2 separate regions of the Mus musculus genome follow, and region 1 is linked to region 2. A link is a loop called in an ENCODE intact Hi-C map of the cell type or tissue named here. Cell type or tissue: heart. All regions are shown on one strand. Links, peaks and the distances in the headings refer to the core of each region. The heading gives the core; the rest is flanking DNA.

Region 1 (12,664 bases), core at 1,567-9,566, 50 kb before region 2:
CCTAAACATAGCTAGGTCTTTATCAAAGTTCTCAGGAAAAATGAGAGTTGTAGCAACCATGTAAAAGTTGGGAACAGTGAGTGGTGTGTACCAGTAACATCCAGTGTATAAACACGTGCACACATGCACACAGCACACAAGCACACAGACACACACTCCAGCCTATTTCAATTCCTGTCCCAGATGAAAACCCAAGATGAGAGGCTATGTGACATGCCCAGGACATGGTCCTTGTGGGAAATCAAGCCCTGACTCCCAACTCTTGACCAAGTTAGAGAGGCACCTGGTTGATTGCAAGGACTTAGGTGTTCCTTAAAACTGTACCTGCTGAGACTTTCCACACATCAAGAAACAGACTGGATTTTGCTTTATAAACTCTTTGGGGAGTAATGTTATCTTTGAATTTCCAGAGTAGACAAAACCCATCATTATTAATCATTTCTTAATTAGTTTATAACTTGCCAGTAAAGTTTTGTCATAGCTTATTACTGGATTAAATAAAAGAACTATGATAATCTTTCCTTACTGTTCAGTCTGGATAGTAATTAAAGCATGGCTGCCATATGGTATACATTTTTGATACGTTATAAGTATCCTTCCTACCTAAGTTTGTTTTAGAAAAGAGAACACAGGAAGTGAGCCACTAAGAGGTATTTTGGAAGATCTATTAAAGCTACAAGTACATTTAAAAAAAGTCAGTGTGGACACAGAATAAAGAACAAACACGTCACAGTGCCATCCCCACTGACATATTTGAGCACAAGTAGCTTCTGAGAAACTATACAGGAAGTGGGACAGGTGGACTTAGAACAAATGTTCTAGCCGAGTATGCTGCTACATGTTCATAATCCTAGCACCTAGGAGGTTGAGGCAGGAGGATTACAAGTGTTACTCCAAACTGGGACACATAGTGTGAACTCTCTCAACAACAACAACAACAACACAAGTACTGAGTTCCTATAACAGGTATTTAGATAGTGACACATATTATAGGCAAGAAAAGATATAAGGAGTTAAGACTATAGCTCAGTTGGCAGAGTGCTAACCTAGGATTAGTAAGGGCTTTGTCAATTCCCAGAACCACATTACCAGGTGTATTCACACATGCCTACTTAACCCTAGCACTCAGGAGGTAGACTCACATGAGAAGTTCAAGGTCATCCTTTACTACATAGTAAATTGGAAGTTAGCCTGGGATATCTGAGACCATGTTTCACCAAGAAAGAGGAGAAAGAATTTATTTATATAATGATACAGTAGATTTTACAATATACTAGGGCTTTTTTTTTTTTTTTTTTCTGGAGACAGGGTCTCAGTATATGGCTCTTTCTGTCCTGAAACTTACTATGTAGACCAGGCTTATCTCGGACTCAAAGAGATCTGCCTGTCTCTTCTATTACAGAATGCTGGGATTGGATTAAGAGTGTACTCCCTGTGACTGGCTGGCTTTCATTTTAATAATCAATAGTCCCTTATTAAATATTCTATTTTATACTATATAGAACATAACTTTACATTTGTGTTTGTTTCTTCAGGTAAGGTCTATGTTGCCCAGGTTGAGTTCAGGTGACAGCTCTCTTCCTCTCCCCTTGTCTCTCTTGTGTTGAGATAGGATCTTACTCTGTACCATTGGTTGTTATGATACTCAATATGGAGCCTATGCTATACTGATTGCAAACCTCCTGATTCAGCTTTCTTAATAGAAATAACAGTTGCATGAAACCATGACTAACTTTAAAACATTTTTAAGGATTATTAATGTATCTCTTCTTAGAATACCTTATAATTACATGTATCAATTATTTACTAAATTTTTCTAGATCAAAATATATTCTTTAGAGAATTAACATCAGGTCTTTTGGGCTAAACAGAATACATTTTATATATCTCTTTCATAAAGTAGTTTTAAGGAAGGAAAAATGCACTGTGTCTTTCAAGTGGAATTATAATTGAGCATGCTGAGTATACCTGCAATCCTAACACTTGGAAGGCTGAGGCAGGAGAACTACCTTGAGTTCAAGGCCAATCTGGGCTTCATAGTGAGACCTTGAGTCAAATTAATAAGAAATATAATGAAGTGAAGCCCTACAGGGAATTCAGTGCCCTCTTCTAGCCTCCTCAGGCACTGCACCCAGGTGGTACATATATAGGCAACAAGCAGGTACACACTATTTCAAACTTAAAAGGAATATGTCTCAGTAACAGAGTGCTTGCTTGTCACACTCATGGCCCAGAGCTGAGGACTGGCAAGATGGCTCAATAGGCAGAAGTCCTTTCAACACAAGCCTGACTACCTAAATTCTAGTCCTAGAACCTACAGTGGAAGAACAACTCCCAAAAGTTGTTTCCTGACTTCCACAAGTGTGCTCCACCAGCAACAGTCACACTAAAAATAAATAGTTAGAATTTCTGAATATAGGGTTCCAAAAGTAGTCACAAGACCCTAAGTTGATCCCCAGTAACCATAAAAACAAAAATAAAAAACCAAACACAAACAAAACAAAATCCCAATTAGTTCCTCACATCACTAGACCCTAAATTCTAGATTCATATCAGGTACACTAAATATAAAAGAAATCCTTGTCATTAGACTACTAAGCAAGATTATATTGGCTAGTTTTATATCAACTTGACAAAGTTAGAGTCATCAGAAAGGAGGTAGACTAAATTGAGAAAATGCTTCCATTAAGATTGGGCTGTAGGCAATCCTGTAGGGCATTTTCTTAATTAGTGATGGATGGGGGAGGGCCCAGGCCCTTGAGGGTGGTGCTACCCCTGGGCTGGTGGTCCTGGGTTCTATAAGAAAGCAGGTTGAACAAGCCATATGAAGCAAGCCTGTAAGCAGCACCCCACCATGGCCTCTGCATCAGCTCCTACCTCCAGGTTCCTGCGCTGACTTCCTTCGATTATGAACAGTGATGCATAAGGCAAATAAACCTTTCCTTCCCAGCTGGTGCTTCACCGCAGCACCGATAACTCTAACTAAAGTAAAGATGTAACACTATTTGGCTTTGTTTTCCTATGTAATTTCAAATTAACTAGCAAGAACATACCCTGGGAAAAGCCCATCTCGATTTGTTTTTAAGATACTTTCAAACTAAAAAATATATAAACTATTTTTTAAATTTAGATTTATTTACTTATTTGTGTGCGGTTGAACAAGGTGTGAACTACAGTCACTGTGGTTCTGTAGAGGTCAGAGGATAATCGGGAGTTGGTTCTCTCTTCTATCATGTAGGTCCTGAGGATGGGGACTGTCAGAGTTGGTGATAAGCACTTTCACCCAGTAAACTATCTGGGCAGCCCTAAACTATTAGATTATCCTTTGGTTTTCTGGGACTTCTATTTGAATAAGAATGCTTATAAAATGTACTGTTAAAATAAAGCTTACCTTCAGGCTGGTATGAGAACGTGGTTGACTTAATTCTTGAAATTTCCATTGCTCTGATCCTGGGGTCTCGCCTCCTTTCTGAGTGTCAGGTGTAAGCAATCCATCTCCAGCAGGTAGAGGGAAAATCCCTAATGATATAGGACGTTCTTTTCTATTTGAAGAGGGGAGAAAAAAATGAAACATTCTCATTAGTTTTTTATTTGTCGTGATTTTAAGCCTGGGCTGTGGATAGAAAAATCCCAGCTCTTTGGAAGATGAGGCAAGGGGATAACAAGGTCAGGGTCTCCCCTGGCTGTAGAAAGCTTATTCTCAATCTGCAATCAGCTCTCCTACATAATCCTATACGCACACCTAAATAAGTATATACCAAAGAGAAAAAACAGCCTCAAAGCTTTACATTGGCTCCACAAGTTAAGAAAAGTGTGGAAAAACTGTTTAGACACTGTTTTCACCTGCCAAGTTTGGAGCTGTTCATAGGTGAGGTCTCAGAACTTAGCCTAGCCTGACCCTGAACTGGAGATCCTCTGCCTTAGCCCGCTGTATGTTGAGAGTACAGGCATGCATTACCACAGCTGCCTCTGCCAAGAACTTGATGGTGGTCTGGTGTGGTAAACATGGAGAAGAGCTGCTGAGTGTTAGCCATGGAGGTTAGTGGTCATAAGGAACAGGCAAAGGCCTCCCCAGTCCCTGTTCCTAGTTTTCCACTTCCTCAAGCTACAGTGTTTTTACAGTAGGCCTTTTCTGCCTAGAGGAAAATGAATATACTCTTTGAAACAGGGATACTATTCAACAGTAAAAATCCAAAACATTTTTATTTAAGTTCTGGTTTTCTACAAATCATATTACAGTAGTTCTTTTAGGCAGAGTGCAGATGAGAAAACTTCTGTTAGGAAAAAAGAGCAGCTCTTTTCCAAGTCTTTCTTTACTGGGAGTGATGGAGTCCTAGCACGTAGGAGATAGACAGGAGGAGGAGTTCAAGGTCATCCTTGTACACAAAGCACAATAGAGCCCAGCCTGTTTACATTAGAGCCTGTCTCCAAAACATTACAAAGAAGGTGGAGGGATGACTCAGTGGATAAAGGCAATTGGCACCAAGCCTGACACCTGCGTTCAGTCTCTAGGACCCTCATGGCAGAAGGAGAGAACCAGCTCCTACAGGCTGTCTTCTGACCTCCACATTCATACTCCAATAAGTAGTAAATAAATCTAAATCTGAAACAAGTAAACACTAGTCAGCTATTTCACAAGTCAGTGACAAAGAGTTTTATTTTTCCTAATAGAGAGTATACTGCACATTACACGTTTCTATTTCCAGGCAATAGAACTTGTTTCTTCTTGAGACTTATTAGCTTTTACTTTAAACTACATCATTTCTGCTTCTTTGTTCTTAAACTGCAATCCTCTTTTTTTCTCATTAAATGATAGCCAAGTGTTTTGGTTTCCTTTAGTTAACAGAATGAAAAGTTGCTAGCCTGCTGTCTATTCCCAATTTTGAAAAACTTACTTTGGGAACAGAAATTCCCAAACTACTATCTGACTTTTATCTAACAAGCCTTCATGCCTTAAGGGAGAAGCAAGTAGGAATTTAATCAGAGTCTATCTAATATAAAGCTAGGAAGATAGCGCAGATTTCCTGAGATACAAGCCCATCACTGGCACCATCTTCCCACATAAACTCCTTTCCACACATATGGAGTGCGCAGTCTTCTTTAAACCCAAGCTTCCTTTCCTATTCCATCTATACGCCCAACTCTCTATTTTGCTTTTATCACTTTTTTGAGAAAAACAGATCTCTAGGAGGGGGTCAAATATGCTTGGAGTTTCTCTGCTCCAGATCTAGAAAATTAGCATCACCATGTGCTTCTTCCTCTGCGGACTGACCAATTAGATAGCTGATGGGGGCAAGAGATGCAGTTACATAAGTCTGACAATATTCTACTCTCAAAACAAAGTTCGTGAAAGGCAAACACTAGTCTTGAGCTTTGTTGTCATGCATGTTTGATGCTGTTTGTATTATATGCTTCAATAAAAATCACAGAAAAGTTAACCAAAAAAAAAAAAAAAAAAAAGGAGAACCTGTAGAAAAATACCAAGTGGCAGATTTCAGTCCCTACACTGAAGCACCTGCTCTCGCTGTCCAGCCACTGACTCCCTAACAGAAGCAAGGCTGACAAGTGTCTGAATCTTGTTATAGTCTCTAGCTAGTAGCTTCAGTTGTATATATTGATTTTTAGTTGGTTATTTAAATACCAGCTTATGTGTACTAATGATTTTTGAAAATATGTATTTCAGATAGCCTTTTGGCTATACCTGAAAGAACTGAGCCAGATAAACTGATGTGCTTTATCTGGTCTAACCAACCAGGAAACAGGACTGCTTTTCCAGATTTTACAATAGGGAAGATGATGTTCTAAGGCTTTATATATTAGTAACCAGCAGGACTAAGATTAAAAGTCACTTCTACTAAAAATGTGAGGTACACAAATGACTTACTTATATAATGGATCATATATTTTGCAACTGTAATGAAGTGCAAAAAATAGCTCGCTTGATTTTTTAAAATCAGTCACTGAGGTAAAATACCTTAAGAGAAGGAACCTAAGAGATTAAACAAATCACCAAAGGCTGCATATATGGGACAAGGTAACTCCAAAGTCTTAGTTACTGTATGGCAATACTTCTCCAGCATAGCCTAAGCCAGCCCTTAATATTAGTCATATTAATATTATACATATTTTTAAGCCTACAAGTTTTAGTTTCCTTATATCCTAAATATACATAGATTTGTATACAACTCTTTCAGGTACTAACATATACAAAATAGTCAGACTGTTTCTCAATTTTATACATCAGGAAAGAACCCAGCAGAGAACTGTATGTAATTCCAGCACTGAGAAGGAGACTTCCTGTGGGGTTCAAGGTTAGCTTAGGCTACATGACTTGTTTGAAAAAACAAATATAATTAGGAAAGAAAATAAATGATCAAGTACCTAGTTTTAGACTATACGAGAAAACTAATTTCTGAGTGTTAAAAATTAAACATGAGCTGGCCTATGAATAAAAAGAATCACATGAAAGAAAGGAGCTACTTCCATTCTTCTTGCCTAAATCAGAATTACCATTAAAACATATTTTATCATCACTTAGATACTAATTAGTTATAGTCTATGAATCTTAATTTCAAGTCATGTACAAAAGAGAAATCTGAGCAGATCAGATTCTTTGAGTTTATGAGTTAGAAGACAAGACAGCAAATCCCTAGGCATTGGAAAGTGGTTCACACTGGCTGCACGCAGAGAACAGCAGCTAAGCATGCAGCCTGGTGACCACCCCCACAAGCAGGAATGGGCATTTGTCACCCAGGAGTACAAAGAAAAGAAAGGGCACCGTCTGACCAAACAATAGTGAATAGGCTTTGTGAAGCTTTCACAACTTTGATGTGCAAATAACGGAGGGGAAGGCATTCTAGTCTTGTCTTAAGATTTTCGATTTTTTTTTTTTTTTTTAGTTTAAAATATATTTTATAGTAGCAGGAAAATATCAGTTTCCATAGCTGTTACTCAAACTATAAAACTGACATCAAACCTTACATTAGGCAAAGGATAACTCAAAGAAAAATAAATAAATAAATAAACCTACATTCTGTGGCCAACCATTTGCAATACAAAGCATAAAAGCCATTTGTCCCTCGATACTCGGAAGCTAAATCCAGAGCTCTATACAGACTTCGACCTGGTACTGGGCTCTTGTGCTTCCTTACTCTTCAGCATTGTGACCACGCTGACCTTATATTTGTACAACAGAGAATCCTTTTTTTTTTTTGGTCTGTGATTTCCAAACACAAAACATAGTTCCATTTAGGAACCTACAAATTAATAGACATCCTAGCTCGAGGCCGTTTTCCATTGTTTGAATCTGCAGCAGAAATGGTTACAAAGCAGACTCATGGTCCTAAGAATTATAAAAAACAAACAAACAAACAAACAAAAAAACCCCAGTGAAGCAGGAGCTTCCGAGAGAGTGGACAGAGTACCTGAGTATCCTTGGTAGGTTCTGCGTCAGCGCTGGCACCCCGGTAGAAATAGAAAAGTGCACAAGCAGCAAAACAGAGAGAGATACTAAGATCGCAGAATTAATGACCACCGCCCCGCCAACAAAGCCAAACACAAACAGCAGCATGCATCCAGGATTCATGGCGCTGTGCTGGCATGGTGAAATGTCCGAACCAGGAGGCCTACACAGGGGCCAAAAGGGTATCTTTGTAGTGAGGATCTGTCATTCAGCTGCTGCCACAAAAACAATGCCAGCAGCAGCAGCTTTCCACTCCATCCTGCAGCGGCTCCCAAGCGATGACGTCATTCCGCTCCCCCCACCTCATAACCATAGAGCTGCAGCTCCTAGCATTTATGCAGCAACCCAGAAGAGAGCCAGCCTATTAACTACGTTCCTCGCCACTAAGAGTCTTGGCTTAGCCCATTGGCTACAATACCTAGCGATCTACATAATTTATTCACACTCCTACATCAAACAGATGGCTGGCTAACCCTTTTAAACATGCCTCTGTGCAACAAAAAGGACCAATTATATGGGAGAAATGAAACATTTCAGCATACCCACAAACTGGAAAATTTCAAACCTACTCTGAATGCCCATCAAGTATCAAGAAAATAATTAAAACCCTGCACTATGTTGCTTATAATTTATAAAGCTCATAATTTAACTTTTTAAATGGTATTTCTATTTTTGCAAACTATTCTTTTCCTTTCCTGTACAGATTTTGGGGAAGCAGACTAAATATTGTTCTCAGATGGAAAAACAGGAAAAATAGAAACAAAAAGACGGATTATTGATTCCACATTTTCTTAGGCAAAAGTGTATATAACAAAGCTTACCTAATTCTACTATGAGCTGTAGCCTCTAGTTGATCACTCCCTGAGAGCTGATGAAGTTTGGTTCTTTCTAAGTGTTCCATATAATTATGGATCATCTATTTTAAGGAAGAAAAAATAGAAAATTTAAGACTATCACCTAAAATAAAACAAAGAATTATAACAATGGAAACATTTTGACACAACTTTCTTACAAGATTATTATTTCATGTAAAGAAATAAATCCTAAGGATGAAAGACTTGTGGTAGCAAAGAAATAGCAAATGCTCACAGTTAAGACACATCAGTAAATGTAGCTAATATCTATCTTCCTTTGTATTGCATAGCAATTTTGTAAAATATGTGATATTATTAAATGAAAAATATTGGTATAAATACAAATTAGTATATAGACTTTGGTAGGAGGTTCTAAGAGACTGCTGATTAACAATAATAGCATTTGAGAAACCTGTGAACTTAAGTGGAAAACAACAAAATTAATGCTAAACTTGAGAAAAATTCTGTATATTCATCTTTCCATACTAATAGTAATTACCAGAATAAAAATAAATTTCAATTGAAAGATAGTATTTCTAATTTTTTTCTGTAGATTTATAGTTGAAAGAATTTCAAACTACTTTCTCCTGTGCTAATTTACTAAAATCAATATTTAATATAATCAGCTATAATAATAACAAATTAATAGAAATAAAAATTAAAATGAGAAAATAAAAATTAGAAATGTCTTTGATTCTGAGTCCTAGATAAGGATCATATGCTGGAAAAGCTGACTATGATGGGAGCTTCATCTTTAGGGCTCTTGTGCGTGGTAAAGGAAAAGTTACAAGTTGTACTCTGACCTTGACATATAACACACACACACACAGAAAGAGAAGGGGGTTGTTAAAAATAATCTTTAAAAAACATTAGTTCAAATCTAGGTGACGTCCATGGGAACTCACACCTGGCCTCCACACACACACACCACACAAATAAAAATAAAACTTAAAAAAAAAAAATAAGCAGGGCATGGTGGCACACACCTTTAATCCCAGCACTCGGGAGGCAGTGGCAGGAGGATTCCTGAGTTCAAGGCCAGCCTGGTCTACAAAGTGAGTTCCAGGACAGCCAGGGCTACACAAAGAAAACCAAAAAAAAAAAAAAAAAAAAAAAAAAAAAAAAAAAAAGGCTAGTCAAAAGTCAAAATGAGAACTGTTAACAGTAAAGAGAAATGAATACAGAATCACAAGGATATTTACAAGTTTTATTTAAATGTCTATTTTCTCTTCCATACTAATTTAAGAATTTTGCATTAAAAAGATTTTGGTTGTGTCAGCAAATCAGGAATAATGAGCTGCTTTCTTCTTGTATCAAGAAAATAATAAACTGAGACTAATACAGCAAAACGAATGCTGGACCTAACATATGCAAATACAGATGTCAGAAAGGCCTTAGAAAGCATTAGCTGAGTTCTCACATCCATAGAGTAATCAAATAGAGGTGATTTGTTCAAATGGAAGAGTGTTAAAAAGGAAACCTCCTTCAGATTGCCTTTATAAGTAATTCATTAATAAGCAAAATGTATAGATAGAACCAATTTTACATCCAAATAGATTCTCTATTATTTTAAATGCTTATTTAAAATTCAGAAAAAAACTATATTTGAGACCTTCAAAGGACTGATTACAGAGATAATATCCTGGCATTCCAAAATAGTCTAATATGAAAACACAGACCACACTACAGTAGCCCTTACTAGGACTGAGGAACAGGAAAAACAGCAGCTATCATACTGAATGCCAACCACTTTAACAGAAATATTCTTTATTTAACCCTCACTATATCACAATTTTACAGATAATCCCCAGGTACAGGAGAAAATAACTTGCCTGAGTAAAATAGCTAACAATAAAATGTTTTCCATCATTAGCTTTAAAGCTGGGACTCAAATCTGATTGATGCAGCAGCTACTTGAGTAGTTAAATGCTGTAGGACCCAGGCAGGATGCATCTGGCCTTTTAGTTAACTCTCCAGGCAAGCAATGAACTCATTGTCCTTTCTTCCTCACACCCACAAGAAAATCCCACACCCTAAGGCATTTCCTGATATATTTAAAATAACAAGCTATATATCACAAACAGAATAAAAAATACATTGCACGTAAAAATTTTTAAATAATTCACATTATCCTTATGATTTTAAAAATGGGGGGAGTGATGGAGGGAGGGGAAAGACCAACATTCAGATAGAGAAAAGATGTGAGAGTAGACCAGGGCCTATTTTATACGAGGTTCTACCAAGTCTACTAGTTTTAGTCCTCCTCCATCTCAGATAAGCTACTAATTCCCCAGTAAGCAAATTAATTCACGTAGCTAGAAGTAAATTCTGTAAGAGCTGGACTCATCAAGGATTCAACTGTATTGTCTGAAAAACTGTTGTTTAGGACAGGCACAGACTGCCCTTGGTTGAGTTGTCTTCACAGCAAAGACCAACTCCGCACTGACAAAACCAAAAAGCAAAACAACTGGACTGGAGCACAGACTCTGTAGTCACCTTGAATCTTTCTACATACAGTTCTCAAAACTATTGTCTTAAAACCAGTGAGATTTCATGAGAAAAACATCTCAGAAAAACATCTAGAGCATTCAGCACTTGGCATTGGTGGTAAGAATGAGTAGTTTAAAGGTCCATCCTCACCTACAAAGCAAGTTTGAGTCCAGCCTGAACTATATGACATCCTGTTTCAAACAATGGCAAAGATAACTCAGTAGTTAAGAGTGCTGGAGGCTCTTCCAGAAGACCTGGTTTAATTCCCAGCACTCACAAGGCACTCTCAGTTCCAGGGGATCTGACACCATTTTCTAGCCTCCATGGACACTAGATATACAAATGGTATACAGAAATACATGCAGACAAAAATGCCCATACACACACCACATATCACAGGTACATACACACACGGCATAGAAAAAAACCCTAAAATCATAGAATCAGAAAGACCAGATTTAACAAGAAGTTACTAAACTGGCATAGGATTTTGGGTACATCACCCTAGAATATCGTTCTAAAAATTTCAAAGTGTACAATAGGGAGAAATGATAAGTTGGCCTAAGAAAACACTAAGAATGTGCTTAAACCGTCTCAATATGAAACTCGCCCAGCCCTGCACAGAGTTCACACGTGTAGTCCTGTGTAAGCAAGCCACTGGCATCTCTGTGAAGGACTATGCAGATGAACTGAGATGGAATAACTACCCTCAATGCAGGTGCACCATTCCATGGGTGTGGGTCTCACACTGCATAAATGCGAAAGCTTCCTGAGCCTATGCGTGCTTGTGCTTCCTGACCGCGTACAAATGACCAGCTGCTTCATGAGCCGGCCACCATGCCCTTCCTGCCGTGATAGACTACAACCTCAACAGCGAGCCAAAAGAAACACGTTAGTTAGTTAGTTAGTTAGCTAGCTAGCTAGTTAGTTTTATGATAAAGGGTCTTGTTGAATATCTAGACTGACTTAGAACTAACTACTCCAGGCTGGCTCCTCAATCTCTATATGCTGATAACATAGCTTATAAGAATATACCACATATAGCAAGATAGATATACCTTTAAGTAAAATCAATAATACACACAAATTTATTATTTGATTAAAGAATGGTCATTCACATTTTCAAAAAGTAGAATAATTTTCCACTGTTAGCAGTAAACAATGTGTTTTGTCAAAGTAATATTTAAATAATTCTGTGTCTGTAAAAAAATGCTACCTTCCCTCCTTCCTATGACCACCAGGCTGGTCTGCATTTTGCTCTGGGAAGCTCAGGGCAAATCCTGTCTGCCCCAGGGCTAGTGAGGTAGTCTAGACACCAGCCTAGGTCTGCTGAGCCTGCAGGGTGCCGGTTGCCTGCCCTAGGCTCCGGGCCATGCAGCCATACATCCTTCCACTAGTGGAGGTACTTGTTTGAATGGTTATCAGATTTTTTTTTAACTTGACATTAAAATAGAGAACTACAAAAAAAAAAAAAAAAATGCTACCCTCCTTGAAAGTAACAATAAATAGGCTACAAAGTCCCTTTCTCTGGAATTTACCTCTAAAAGGTACTCTAAGGGATTACAAAGCTATTTATTCTTGCTAATTGAATGGAGTTTCTAGACCAAATAGATAAATAGAAATTTTTAGGTTATAGTGACCAGACTCACATTTTAAAGCAGCTTTATCTGTGTTACATAAGCCTACTTTGAAGCAAATAGAGTCTATCAGGGCAAAAGACAGAAGCCTCTTCTAACTGCAGGAGAGGATCCTATGAAAGAGCTGACAGTCAGCAGACGAAAAGTTGCCCGATGACTGTTCAGGCTGAGGTCTCTGGCTTGGTAATTAAGCTTTCTTAAGACCATTTTCTTTTCCAATA
Region 2 (12,664 bases), core at 3,059-11,058:
AGAGCCTGACGATGTCAGAAGGGGTTGTCATATCTTCCAAAACTGGAGTTACAGGATGTTATAAGCTGCCTTGTGTGTGTCAGGAATTTATGAAATTGAGGAAACTTAGAATCATCTGAGAGATGGACCTCTGAGCATTCCTCTGGGGGATTATTTAGACTACATTGTTAATTTATATAGGAAGACCCATTTTACTGGTGGCAAGAACATTCTCCAGGCAAGGTTCCTAAACTATATAGAATAAACTGAAACTTACAAGCATGCATCCATCCTTCTGTTTCTGACTGTGCATGCAATGTGACCAGCTGCTTCAAACTCCTGCCTTGACTTCCCGGCCATGACAGACTGGGCTTTGAATTGTGAGCTACGATAAGCCCTTTCTCCCTTGGGTTGCTTTTCTTTTTAAAGATGTACTTATTTTTTATGTATGAGTGTTTTGCCTGCATATATGTGTGCATGTGTGTGTGTACCTGGTATTCATGGAGGCTAGCAGAAAGCATCAGATTCCCTGGAACTGGAGTTACAGACAGTTACGAGCCATCATGTGGGTGCTGGGAACCAAATCTGGGTCCCATGTAAGAGCAACACAGTTCTTACCTGCTGACCTATCTTTCCAACCCCCTAAGGTTGCTTTTATCAGAGTGTTATCTATCACACTGATAAGCAAGAAAAGAAACATTCCCGGGTCACTCAAACTCTCGTCACAAATAAACCAGGTGAGAGGGAGCAGCTGAGGATGACATCTAGCATCAACTCTGACCTCTTTACTTGCACACACCTGCGAACACACCCTAATGAACACGGAAACCACACACACACACATGTGAACACACCCTAATGAACACAGAAACCACACACACATGTGAACACACCCTAATGAACACGGAAACCACACACACACACATGTGAACACACCCTAATGAACACAGAAACCACACACACATGTGAACACACCCTAATGAACACGGAAACCACACACACATGTGAACACACCCTAATGAACACGGAAACCACACACACACATGTGAACACACCCTAATGAACACGGAAACCACACACACATGTGAACACACCCTAATGAACACGGAAACCACACACACATGTGAATACACCCTGAATTAACATGGAAACCACACACACATGTGAACACACCCTAATGAACACGGAAACCACACACACATGTGAATACACCCTGAATTAACATGGAAACCACACACACATGTGAACACACCCTAATGAACACGGAAACCACACACACACACATGTGAACACACCCTAATGAACACAGAAACCACACATACATGTGAACACACCCTAATGAACACGGAAACCACACACACATGTGAATACACCCTGAATTAACATGGAAACCACACACACATGTGAACACACCCTAATGAACACGGAAACCACACACACATGTGAATACACCCTAATGAATACGGAAACCACACACACATGTGAATACACCCTGAATTAACATGGAAACCACACACACATGTGAACACACCCTAATGAACACAGAAACCACACACACATGTGAACACACCCTAATGAATACGGAAACCACACACACACACATGTGAACACACCCTAATGAATACGGAAACCACACACACACACATGTGAACACACCCTAATGAACACAGAAACCACACACACATGTGAACACACCCTAATGAACACGGAAACCACACACACATGTGAATACACCCTGAATTAACATGGAAACCACACACACATGTGAACACACCCTAATGAACACGGAAACCACACACACATGTGAATATACCTCGAATTAACATGGAAACCACACACACATGTGAACACACCCTAATGAACATGGAAACCACACACACATGTGAACACACCCTAATGAACACGGAAACCACACACACATGTGAATACACCCCCGAATTAACATGGAAATGATACACATATATGTAACAAATACCACATTTTAAAAAATTAAAAGCATGTTTTAGAGTTTTTGTTTTGTTTTAAGACTAGGTCTTACTGTGCTGCGCTGGCTGTCCTCCAGAGTGCTGGGATTAAAGGTAAGTACTACCATGCCTTGCTCCGACTTTTTATTTTTATTTTTTTAAGATTTATTTATTTATTATATGTAAGTACATTGTATCTTCAGACACTCCAGAAGAGGGCATCAGATCTCATTACGGATGGTTGTGAGCCACCATGTGGTTGCTAGGATTTGAACTCAGGACCTTCAGAAGAGTAGTCAGTGCTCTTAACCACTGAGCCATCTCTCTAGCCCCCAATTTTTTTTTATGACTAATTAACAGTAGTGGTACAGACCTGTAAACCCAGCACTTGAGAGGCAGAAAAATCGTGAAATCCTCCTCAAAACAAATAAACAAAAGACTATGAAAAGACCAGACTTGGGTTAGTGAGACAATATAGCTGCTGAAGGCACTTGTCTCCAAGCCTGATGCCCTGAGGTTATCTGGGGTGTGTTAGATGTATTTATTAAAATTTTTTGAGATTTTATGTTTTTTGTGTCATTGGTATTTTGTGTGTGTGTGTGTGTGTGTGTGTGTGTGTACACTAAACCACTGAGCTATCTCTCCAGACCCAGTTTTTAAGGTTTTAATCATGACCTGTCTATGTACTGTCTGAATGTAGGTCTGTACACGTAAGTGCAGTGCTCTAGAAGATAGATCCTGGAGCTGGAATTACAAACAATTGTCAGCTGCCTATATAGGTACTAGGAACTGAACTCAGTCCTCTGGAAGAGCAGTATGTGCTCTTGACCACTGAGCCATCTCTCCAGCTCCTAAGAATTATTTCTCTATTTTAGTGTGTGTGTGTGTGTTTGCTTGTGAGTATACACACAAGTGCAGGTGTACACAGAGCCCTTAGGCCTCAGAGCCCTCTGGAGCTGGAGGTACAGCCAAATGTGAGCTGTTTGATGATGTGGGTTTTGGGAACAGAACTTGGCTCCCTTGCAAGACCAGGACCAGCCCTTTAACTGCTACTGAACCATCTCATCAGCCCCTGCTGACCTAAGTTTAATCCCCAAGAATAATTTGGTAGAATAAAAGAACTGACCTAAGTTCTCCTCTCACCTCTGCCCATGAGCCATGGCAAACTCATCCTTAAGCATGCTTAAATAAATAAATAAATAAATTTTGTTAAAGGGATGAGCCAGCCATGGTAGCAAATTACTATAATCACCTATACTCAGATCCTAGAAAGCTGAGACACAATTGTCAGGAATCTGCAGCCAGAAATTCTAAGTTCTAGACCAGCCTTGGAAAGAGAGTAACCCAGTCTCTCCCCACACCCTTCAAAAAAGCAAATAAATGGATTCAGGAGGGCCACCCAATATTTCATTACACAATGGACAAGAAAGGTATTTAAACTGAGCATATAATTGACAGGAACTGGCTGAGAATGGCAGTATAAGCCTGTAACCTCAAGACTTGGAAGGCTGAAGCAAACAAATTTCAAGTTCAAGGCTGATGTGGGTACAGAGCAGGTTTATATAGAAAGAAAGCACAGGCTAAGACTAAAGAAAGAAGGATGAGGGTGAGGAGGAGGGAAGGAAGGAAGAAAAAGGGAGGGAAAAAGGGAGGAAGAAAAGAGCTCACCAGGTTAAACTCTGGGGAAGACATTGTGTGGCAAGGGTGTAACAAGAGCAAAAGTATCTGCCAGGCCTGGGTTAAAGGAAAGCTGCATGGCAGGGAACCAAGGGCAAGAGTGTCCAGTGAAAGCATTTATTACCATTTGACACTGGCCCAAAACTATGTAAAACTCTGCCTTTCTCTATGTATTTTATTTGCTGATGTTTGGTGCTGGAGGTAACTTTTTACAGTGCTGTGGACTGAGCCCAGACAGAATGCTAGGCAGGCACTCTACCACTAAGCTATACTCCAGTTCCCAAAACAGCATGTGAGTACACTGTGGTTCTCTTCAGACACACCAGAAGAGGGCATCCAATTCCATTACAGATGGTTATAAACCACTATGTGTTTGTTGGGAATTAAACTCAGGACCTCAGGAAGAGAAGTCAGGGCTCTTAACTGCTGAGCCACCTTTCCACTCCACCCGACCTCCAAAAAGCAGTTCTAAAAGGAGTCACTAAAACAACAAACCAACTACACACATACACAATTCAAATAAAAGCAAAAAAAAGTGGAGTACATTCAAATTAAGTACAACCATTATAATAGAAATTACATTCCTGCCCCCTCTCTGGCAATTTCTGCAAGCAAGAGATTACAGCACCTCATAGGTTCCTTAACACCTTCACCATTCCCAGGCCTTCTTAAGTTCCCACAAAGATACCCAAAATTTACTTTATGCTCTAGAGATGAACAATTACCATGCTTTCAAATTACTTTGTAAATACCCTCCCTGGAGCACTTCTGCTATAAGCACATGCTCTTAATCTCTGGGTTAAAGGCACTGAGCATTCAGGGAGAGAATTAAACAGGATCCACTCTGTACACTGGCCTGGAAGACTGAACTCCTAGGTATAGGCAAAACCGCTTAGCATCTTCCATGAGTAGTGCTGCTGCTGCTGCTGCTGCTGCTGCTGTTGCTGCTGCTGCTGGGGTTTTATGTTTGTGGTTAGGGCAGGGTTCGTCTAGCATCTCATCAGTGCTGTTAATTCTCAGGTCAGGAGTCTACCCAAACATTTCATTATGGAGATGTGACAGATTTAACTAAGAAGTATAAATGTTAAAGAAACCTAGTGAACAGACTGTTTTTAAAGTCATTTACTTAAATAAATATAAGCCGGACAGAGGTGGTGCATGCCTTTGATCCCAGCATTAGGTAGGCAGTGACAGGGGGATCTCTGTGAGTCCCAGGCCAGCCTGGTCTACAGAGCAAGCTCCAGGATAGCCAGCCAGGGCCACACACTGAAACCCTGTCTTGAAAAACCAAAATAAATGAACAAATAAAGAAAAATAAAGAAAACAAAGCCTAGCAGTTTTATTTTCTGATTCTGTAACCTGTAACAGCTGGTTTTCTTGGACTGTGTAACCTCGGCACTTCATCCTGTCCGCAGGCTAAGGCTGGAGGGAACATTTCCTTTTTTTTTTTAACCAGAGGTAATAGGTTACATTGAACTTGCTCCTAATCTGTGTATATTTGGCCCCACTCTCTTCCAACTGCATCCACATCATGACAAAAGTCTGTATCAGTGGCAAGTGGCACCCAAGTGGCACGCCACCTTAAAGGCCTTGATCTGTTTTATAAACCAAGAAACTAACGGGGCTGTGGCCTTGTCTTCTTTTCAACCCTCCCTCCGTGTTTATTTGTAAACATACTCTTGAAATAAAGTCAATTTTGTTTGGCAAATTCAATGCCTTTCTTTAAGATAGGTGGACTGCAAAATCTCAATTACAAAGCGCCACTATAATCATGACTTTAAAAAAAAAAAAAAAGAATCATTTACCTGAATGCAGAGGCACAAATAACAAAATAAACTGCCTATTTAATGCTAGGAACTGAGCTGCCAAACAAATGTCACATTCTTCTACCGCGTCATGTAGTTTTGAAAAACAACACGTGGTTCCTTCGATAATTAGTCTCCTTCAATCACCATGTATTTAGCTAGGTACAGTAGATGTCTGGCACAAAAACAAGGAGAGCATTTTGACTGCCGAAGAAAGGTTCTTCAGAAACAATGCCAGGGCGCTCAGCCTGCAGGCTAAAATCCTGAACTCGCTCAAAAAGCTAGAGGATCATTTACAGCCCAGGATCCAAAAAGGCTCACACACTCAGGTGACGAGTACAAAGGTCACCGCTCAGGTGTTCGAGCAAAGAGCCAGCCAAGTGCACTTAGAAACTGCAGGATGCAAAGCAAACGCAGACAGGACAAGTGTTGTAACACTCACCCACACCTTCTCAACCCCGCCCCCCAGTCTTTATAAATAGAGGAGGCTGTCAGGGAACTGTCCAAGGTTACCACCTGACACGAAGGAGGAACATTCCTCTGTGAGGAACATTAATAAAGTAAATGAATGTACTGTATGTACTTACTGGACTCTGCTAGTCGACTTCTAAGTGGTTGACTAAGTGTTAAAATTAAATGGAAAAAAAAAAAAAGGGTACATAGGTAGACTTCCTTCTCAAGAGGATCTAAATGTCAAGAAGAAACTGACCGAAAGAGGGAGATCTCTAACTTCCCAAAGCAGCAGCAGCCCCCCCTGGAAAGGTACCGAAGCCAGCGGAACTGACACGGGCAGGACAGCACTGCCCCTCCCCATGCTAAAAGTTTGAACCCGCACCCGACTATCCTACGGTGGTCGGAAACTTCCCTAAACAAGAAGCAACCAGACACCCTCAAGTCTCCGCCCTCGGGCAGTCCCAGGTGCCCTCAGATGCCAGAGTGTCGCTTCCTCCCCCGGCCTTCCTCCCACTTCACCCCTCTCCTGGACACTCGCTGGCCTGCCTAGGCTTCCAGCACCGGCCAGTGTCCCGGGGTCCCGAGACGCTGCGGAGCACTGTCCCGGGCCCTGGATTCGGGCCTGCCCTTCAGGAGTCCACCCTGGCGCGTTGGTGCGCCTGGCGCGCCCAGCGTCCCCAGCCCGGCTGCGACCCCCGCCCCCGCCGGCCCTCACCTCCTCGGCGTGCTTGCGCAGCGCCTTCTCCCGCTCGTACTGGGTGATGAGCTGCTCGTTGTCGTCCCGCAGCAGCTCCAGCTCCACCTGGTGCTCCTGGTCCTGCGCGAACACCGAGTCCAGGTTCTCCAGCACGGCCACCACCAGTGGCATCAGCTCCTTGACCACCTCCTCATCGTAGCGCCCGATGAGCCGCTCGAACTCGCGGTAGATGGAGCCGGCCAGGCCGGACACCCGCTCTGACATCACGGCCCCGGAGCCTCCGGGCTCCTCCTGGTATACCACACCGTCCTCCAGCTCCATGGTGGCGGGCGGGCGGGCGGCCCCGGGCGTCGCCGGCTGAGGGGTGGCACGGGCCCGCACGGGACGGGCCCGGCGGAGGCTGGGGCTGGGGCTGGGCCCCGCGGGGTGGGGGCCGGAGCCCTGGCCAAGGAGGGGAGGGGTGGGGTGAGCGCACTCGCCCCAACCGCCGCTGCACCAACTGCCGGGGCGGCCCGGCCGCGCGCGCTACGCGTCACCCGTGGGGCGGGGCCAGCGCCGCGTCGCCCCGGTGGGCGGGGCCCCGCGGGAGGCCAGGCGCGGACGAGGGGCGGGGCCTGGCGGCGGCGTGCGCCGGCTGTGACGCCAACACCCGGCGCCGCGCGCGCGCGGACCGAGAGGTGAGAGGTGGAGGAAGTGACAGCCGGAGGCTGCGTTGGCTGGGCGTTCCCAGAGGAAAGGGAGGGGCTCTGAAGACTGACAACTTTCCCCAGGAGGCTGCAAGCGTTTTCTTCGCCTTTTTACGGCTCATCCCGCGCCTTCTTGGTGCGCCAGACGTGTGGACCCTGCTTAACAGACAAAGAAACTAGGGCCAGGGAAGTTGCGGGTTAGTCAAGGTCATACCGCTAGAACAGGAAAGAGGCAGAGGCGAGACTCTCTCTACTTCCTACTGAGAATTCTGGACTCAAAGGAAAACAGTGGATGAGGGAAAAAGCTGTAACTAGAATGACTGCCTAGAGGATCAGGTTGCCTCGAGTACGATAGTACACTTTGATGTTAAGGAAGAGTAAGGATAGCCTTAACCAGAAGAGCGAAGCGTCTGGAGAAGGGAAAATGAGTACCACTTTTTGCATTTTGCCAAACACTGGGTCCCTCTGCTCCCTGCCTATGAGAAAGACAGTTCTAGGCTGCAGCCACTACCACCGGTCCCTCTCTGATCTTGAGAGGGAGGTGGGGCTGGGAAGTGAGAGAAGAAGCAGAGGAGGCTATGGGGTGGAGTCAGTGGTGGAATAAGTCCCATGATACATGAAGTCACCTATCTTGGGAGTGCGTCACTCGTGGGGAATGCCACAACACCCTAGCCTTGGGCAGGCTGAGTCAGAGATTACTTCCGTGTATTCTCATCTTCCAGTCTCAAGTTTGGCGGAAGACACTCGCAAAAGCCTCTTCCCTTTGCCATAGCTGACTCAGATACACCGACTCCGACTCATCTAAATATATGGGAAGAACAGAGAGGATTTAAATAGACAAGTTATTAGGGAGAAGACTGGCTACCTCCCGGAGTCCTAAATACCCTGTTTGGTGTTTAGAAGTTTCAGATCATCCCCAAAGTCTCCCACACTTCCATCTCCCTGGAAACCACCAAAAGCTCTGTGGAGGTTGACCCAGTGCAAAAGGACAAAGATGAAAACTGTCAAAACAATTTCCCGAACCCCTGCGCCACTACCCTTAGTTTGTGCTCTCCCTGTCTCCCTTCCTCACCCTTACTTTGTGTATATGTCTGGATTCTAGGAATGCTGCCCAGCTAGTTGAGTATGAGCTCAAAATGCCCTATCGATTTTTAAAAAGAACTTTATTGTTTTGTTTTGTGAACTAATGTTTTGCCTGTGTGCATGTCTGGGCACCAGTCCTGTGCAGAGCCTGCCGACGGTGTCCTGTCAGCTAGAACTGGAGTTTTAGCTGGTTGTGAGCCTCTATGTATGTGGTGGGAATCAAACCCTGGTCTTCTGCAAGAGCAGCCAGTCCTCTTAACTGCTGAGCCTATTTCTTCAGGCACCTATCACTTCTTAATCTCACCTTGAAAACGGAGGAAATCTTGCTATGAATATTCTCTCTCCCTTCCCTACCCCTTCATGAGTGACGCCACTCAGTCTTCCTAAGTAACTCTGTTTTCCTGGGAGTCAGAGATGGAAGACTTAGAGCAAGAGTTGTTTTTTGTATTTCTACAACATTATTGTATACTTAAGAATGCTTAAAGAAAAATGTTTTTTATGTTTGCTCCTTTGTGTTTGTTTTTGTTTTGTTTTTCAAGACAGGGTTTTTCTGTGTAGCCCTGGCTGTCCTGGAACTCACTCTGTAGACCAGGCTGACTTTAAACATATAGCCATCTGCCTGTCTCTGTCTCCTGAGTGCTGGTACTAAAGGCATGTGCCACTACTTTTTTCTAATTATTGCATTTTGTTTGTGGAGGCCAGAGTCAGTTCTTTTCCTTCCACCATGTAAATCCCAGGCATTCAATTCAAGTCACCAGTCTAGGAAAACTGTAAGCTCCAGGCCAACCTGGACCACAGGAAAAACCTTGCTTCAATGCATAAAATGTAGGGGTCAGTGAAATGGCTCAGCAGGTGAGGGTGCCTGCTACCACCTTCTGGCGACCCGAGTTCAATCCCATGCCTTACAGGGGAGGAAGAGAGGACCACCTCCCACAAGTTGTCCTCTAACCTTCACTCACCTGATGCAGCACATACATAAATAGAATGTAATTTTAGGTTTTTCTATTACTAGAAGAGTAGAGTGGAGAGATTCCTTAGTGTTTAAGACAGGTACTGGTCTCTGTCAAAAAAAAAAAAAAAACCAAAAAAAAAAAAAAAAACTAACAAGTACTGCTCCTGCTGTGAAGTCAGGTTCAGGCAGCTCACAACCACCTGTAACTCCAACTCCAGGGAATCCAGAAACCACTTCTGGCCACTAAGAAGCACTGCACTTCATACATACATGCACACACACACACACACACACACACACACACACTCCACAAATACAGGCATAATGGGAAAAATAAACAGAGCTTGAGGAAAGGCCCATACCACCAAGCCTTAAACCTTGAGTTTGGGCACCAGACACATATGATAGGAGAAAAACAACCCTTGACATTCCTTCTGACACCTCCACATGTGTTCCTGCCTCAAATAAATACAACTTAAAATACTTTTTAGGTTTTCTTTCTTCCTTCCTTCCTTCCTTTCTTTTTTACTTTCTTTTCTTTCCTTTTCTTTTCTTTCTTTTTTTCTTTTTTTCTTTTTTTTTTTTTTTTTGAGACAGAGTTTCTGTGTATAGTGCTGGCTGTTCTTGAGCTCTCTCTTTAATGCAGGCTGACCTTGAAGTCACTCCAGTATTGGGATGAAAGGTGTGCACCACGACCGTGTGGCTACAATGAAATGTTCTCATTAAAATCACGGATGAGAGAGATGGCCTAGCAGTCAAGAGTGCTCATTGCTCTTGCAGAGGACCACAGTTAGGTTCCCAGCGCTTGTCTGTCTCCAGCAGCACACAACCTCCTGCAACTCCACCTCCAAAACACCTGACTCTTGGCCCTGTGGGCACCTACATACATGTGGCACACCCTCTGTGGGTACCTACATACATGTGGCTCACCCTCTGTGGGCACCTACATACATGTGGCTCACCCTCTGTGGGCACCCCTCTGTGGGCACCTACATACATGTGACTCACCCTCTGTGGGCGCCTATATACATGTGGCACACCCTCTCAGCACATCCACACACAAATCTTAAAAAGAAAACTAAGGAACAGGGGCTGGAGAGATGGCTCAGCAGATAAGAGCACTGGTTTCTCTCCCAGAGGACCCAGGTTCAGTTCCCAGCATGGTGGCTCACAGCCATCCCTAGAATCAGTTCCAGGAGATCTAGTGTTTTCTTCTGATCTCTTCAGACATCAGATGCACTCATAAAACATGTACATGCATGCAGCAAAACACTCATACATATCAATCTTAAAAAAAAAAAAAAGCAAACTGGGGGCTGAAGAGATGGTATGTGCTCTATCTGCATGCACACCAGGAGAGGGGATCAGATCCCATTACAGATGGTTGTGAGCTAACGTGTTTGCTGAGAGTGTATGTGTACTACATGTAATAAAGTGTGTAGTGGAATCGTATTCAGTAATAAAGTACATACTGCAACATGGATGAATGTCAAAAACATACACTAAATGAAATATATGATCTCATTCATATGAAATGTCTGTAATTGTTGAATCTAGAGACACAGTAAATTAGTGGTTACCTGAATTGTGTGATAATGATAAATGGGAGTGACCAATAATGAGTGTGGAATTTCCTTTGAGGTAATAGAAATGTTCTAAAGTTGAAGTGATGCACAACTCTGTCAATATATCAAAAGGCATTCTATTCTACACTTAAGTTGTATGGTATCTGAGCTAAATCTCAATGGAGCTAATAAAGGCAAGTGTGGTGGCTCACATCTGTAATACCAGCACTGGGGGCGCTGAGACACAGGATCGTGAATTGGAAGCCAACCTGTGTTATTCAGTAGTTAGTACCAAATATGCTTGGGATACAGAATAAAACTGTGTGTCAAAACATACAAACACACAGAGATAGAGGAAAGACAGACAGACAGACAGACAGACAGACAGAGGGGGAGGGATAGAACATGGAAAGATAGTTTAATGGTGCTTATTTATTGTACACTAGGCTAGATTCAATTGCCAGCACTTCGATAAATAAGTGAAACAATACTGTGAATTTCGGGACAAGTAGATCCAATGGAACAGCGTAACCTGGTGCAAGAGAGTTGAAAGGAAATGGCTTTGAAGTGGAGAACCTTGTAGTAGCCTGTGTCCTGTCATGGCAAACAACTTTGGTGGTGGGGGTGGGGGGGAGGACCAACTAATAATTACTAAGTACCTGTTGGGTACAAGTCACCACATAAAGACTAGTGAACCTCAGTTTATTTGTGGAATTTGGGGATTTGTTAAAGACCAGGGTTTTCCTTTCATTCTAAAGTTCTGCTGCTGAGGGCCAGCAAGATGGTTGAGTGAGTAAAGCCACTTCTGCCAAGCGTGGTGCTGTGCATCAACTCCTAGTGCACACAAGGAAGCAGCGAGGTTGCTCCACAAGTTGTCTTCTGACCGCTACACACATACTATGGCGCTTCCGTGTGAAATTATAAATTAATGTAATATATAAATGTAATATATAATAAATATATTACAATAATGCAATTATAGATTAAATGTATTTATAAATTAATATTTATAAATGTAATTATAAATTAAAATTGTGGAGCCAATGCCTGCCTTTAATCCCAGCACTTGTGAGGCAGAGGCAAGTGGATCTCTGCGAGTTTGAGATGAACCTGGTCTACAAAGCAATTTCCCAGATCACCCAGAGCTGTTATATAGAGAAACCCTATCTTGAAAAGCCAATAAATAGGGCTAGAGAGATGGCTCAGAGGTTAAGATCACTAACTGCTCTTCCAGAGGTCCTGAGTTCAATTCCCAGCAGCCACTTGGTGGCTCACAACCATCTGTCATGGGATCAGTTGCCCTCTTCTGGTGTGTCTGAAGGCAGCTACAATGTACTTACATAAGTAAAATAAATAAATCTTTTTTAAAAAGAAAAACCAATAAATAATTATGGTTCTGGTCAGATACAGTTACACAGGAGTGTATACCCAACCCTTGGGAATTTTGAAGCAGGAGGATCAGAAGTTCAAGGTTAACTTCAGCCACACAGTGACTTCCAGGCCAGCTTGGGCTACATAAGACTACATCAAAAATGAGTGAATAAATGAAGGAAGGAATAAATAAGTGAATAAATAAATAGAGATGTATGCAGTGAGGATTCTAAAATTTTGGTTTCCTAAAAAGACACAAATATTATATAAGACTATGTTTTCTTTTTTTCTTTTCTTTTGTTTTAAAATAGCATTGGTTCACTTTTCCATGGCGAAGCACCAGTAGCCCTGAGAACAGCTTGGACTTTGAGACTCATTTCTCCACCTATTCCTGATCGTATGATTTGGCGCTCTCTAGCTCTATGTAGTAAG

The links. A loop is a pair of places that touch in the nucleus more often than their neighbours do. Peaks named below come from ENCODE experiments on the same cell type or tissue, not always from the same donor. Only the 100,000 strongest peaks of a DNase experiment are listed, where the experiment ranks them.
Region 1: a loop joins it to region 2, with 2.5 times the contacts of the local background. A loop is called at or near these places in 5 of 42 quality-filtered maps.

What each region holds. Positions count from the first base shown.
Region 1 is chr11:94,039,286-94,051,949 of GRCm38, reverse strand. Spag9 (sperm associated antigen 9) reads right to left here. Exons shown (of 29, transcript NM_027569.3): 4 at 8,284-8,378; 5 at 3,392-3,542. Among named protein-coding and RNA genes, the nearest start is that of Gm38951, 29 kb to the left of the region's middle. In heart, for the core only: no CTCF peak of the experiment used is centred there; a DNase peak (open chromatin) is centred at 7,749; H3K4me3 peaks cover 1,498 bases; H3K27ac peaks cover 1,128 bases.
Region 2 is chr11:93,990,503-94,003,166 of GRCm38, reverse strand. Spag9 (sperm associated antigen 9) reads right to left here and starts at 7,076. Exons shown (of 29, transcript NM_027569.3): 1 at 6,594-7,076. The coding sequence starts at 6,896. In heart, for the core only: a CTCF peak has its summit at 6,127; DNase peaks (open chromatin) are centred at 5,816, 6,356, 7,136 and 7,876; H3K4me3 peaks cover 3,248 bases; H3K27ac peaks cover 2,884 bases.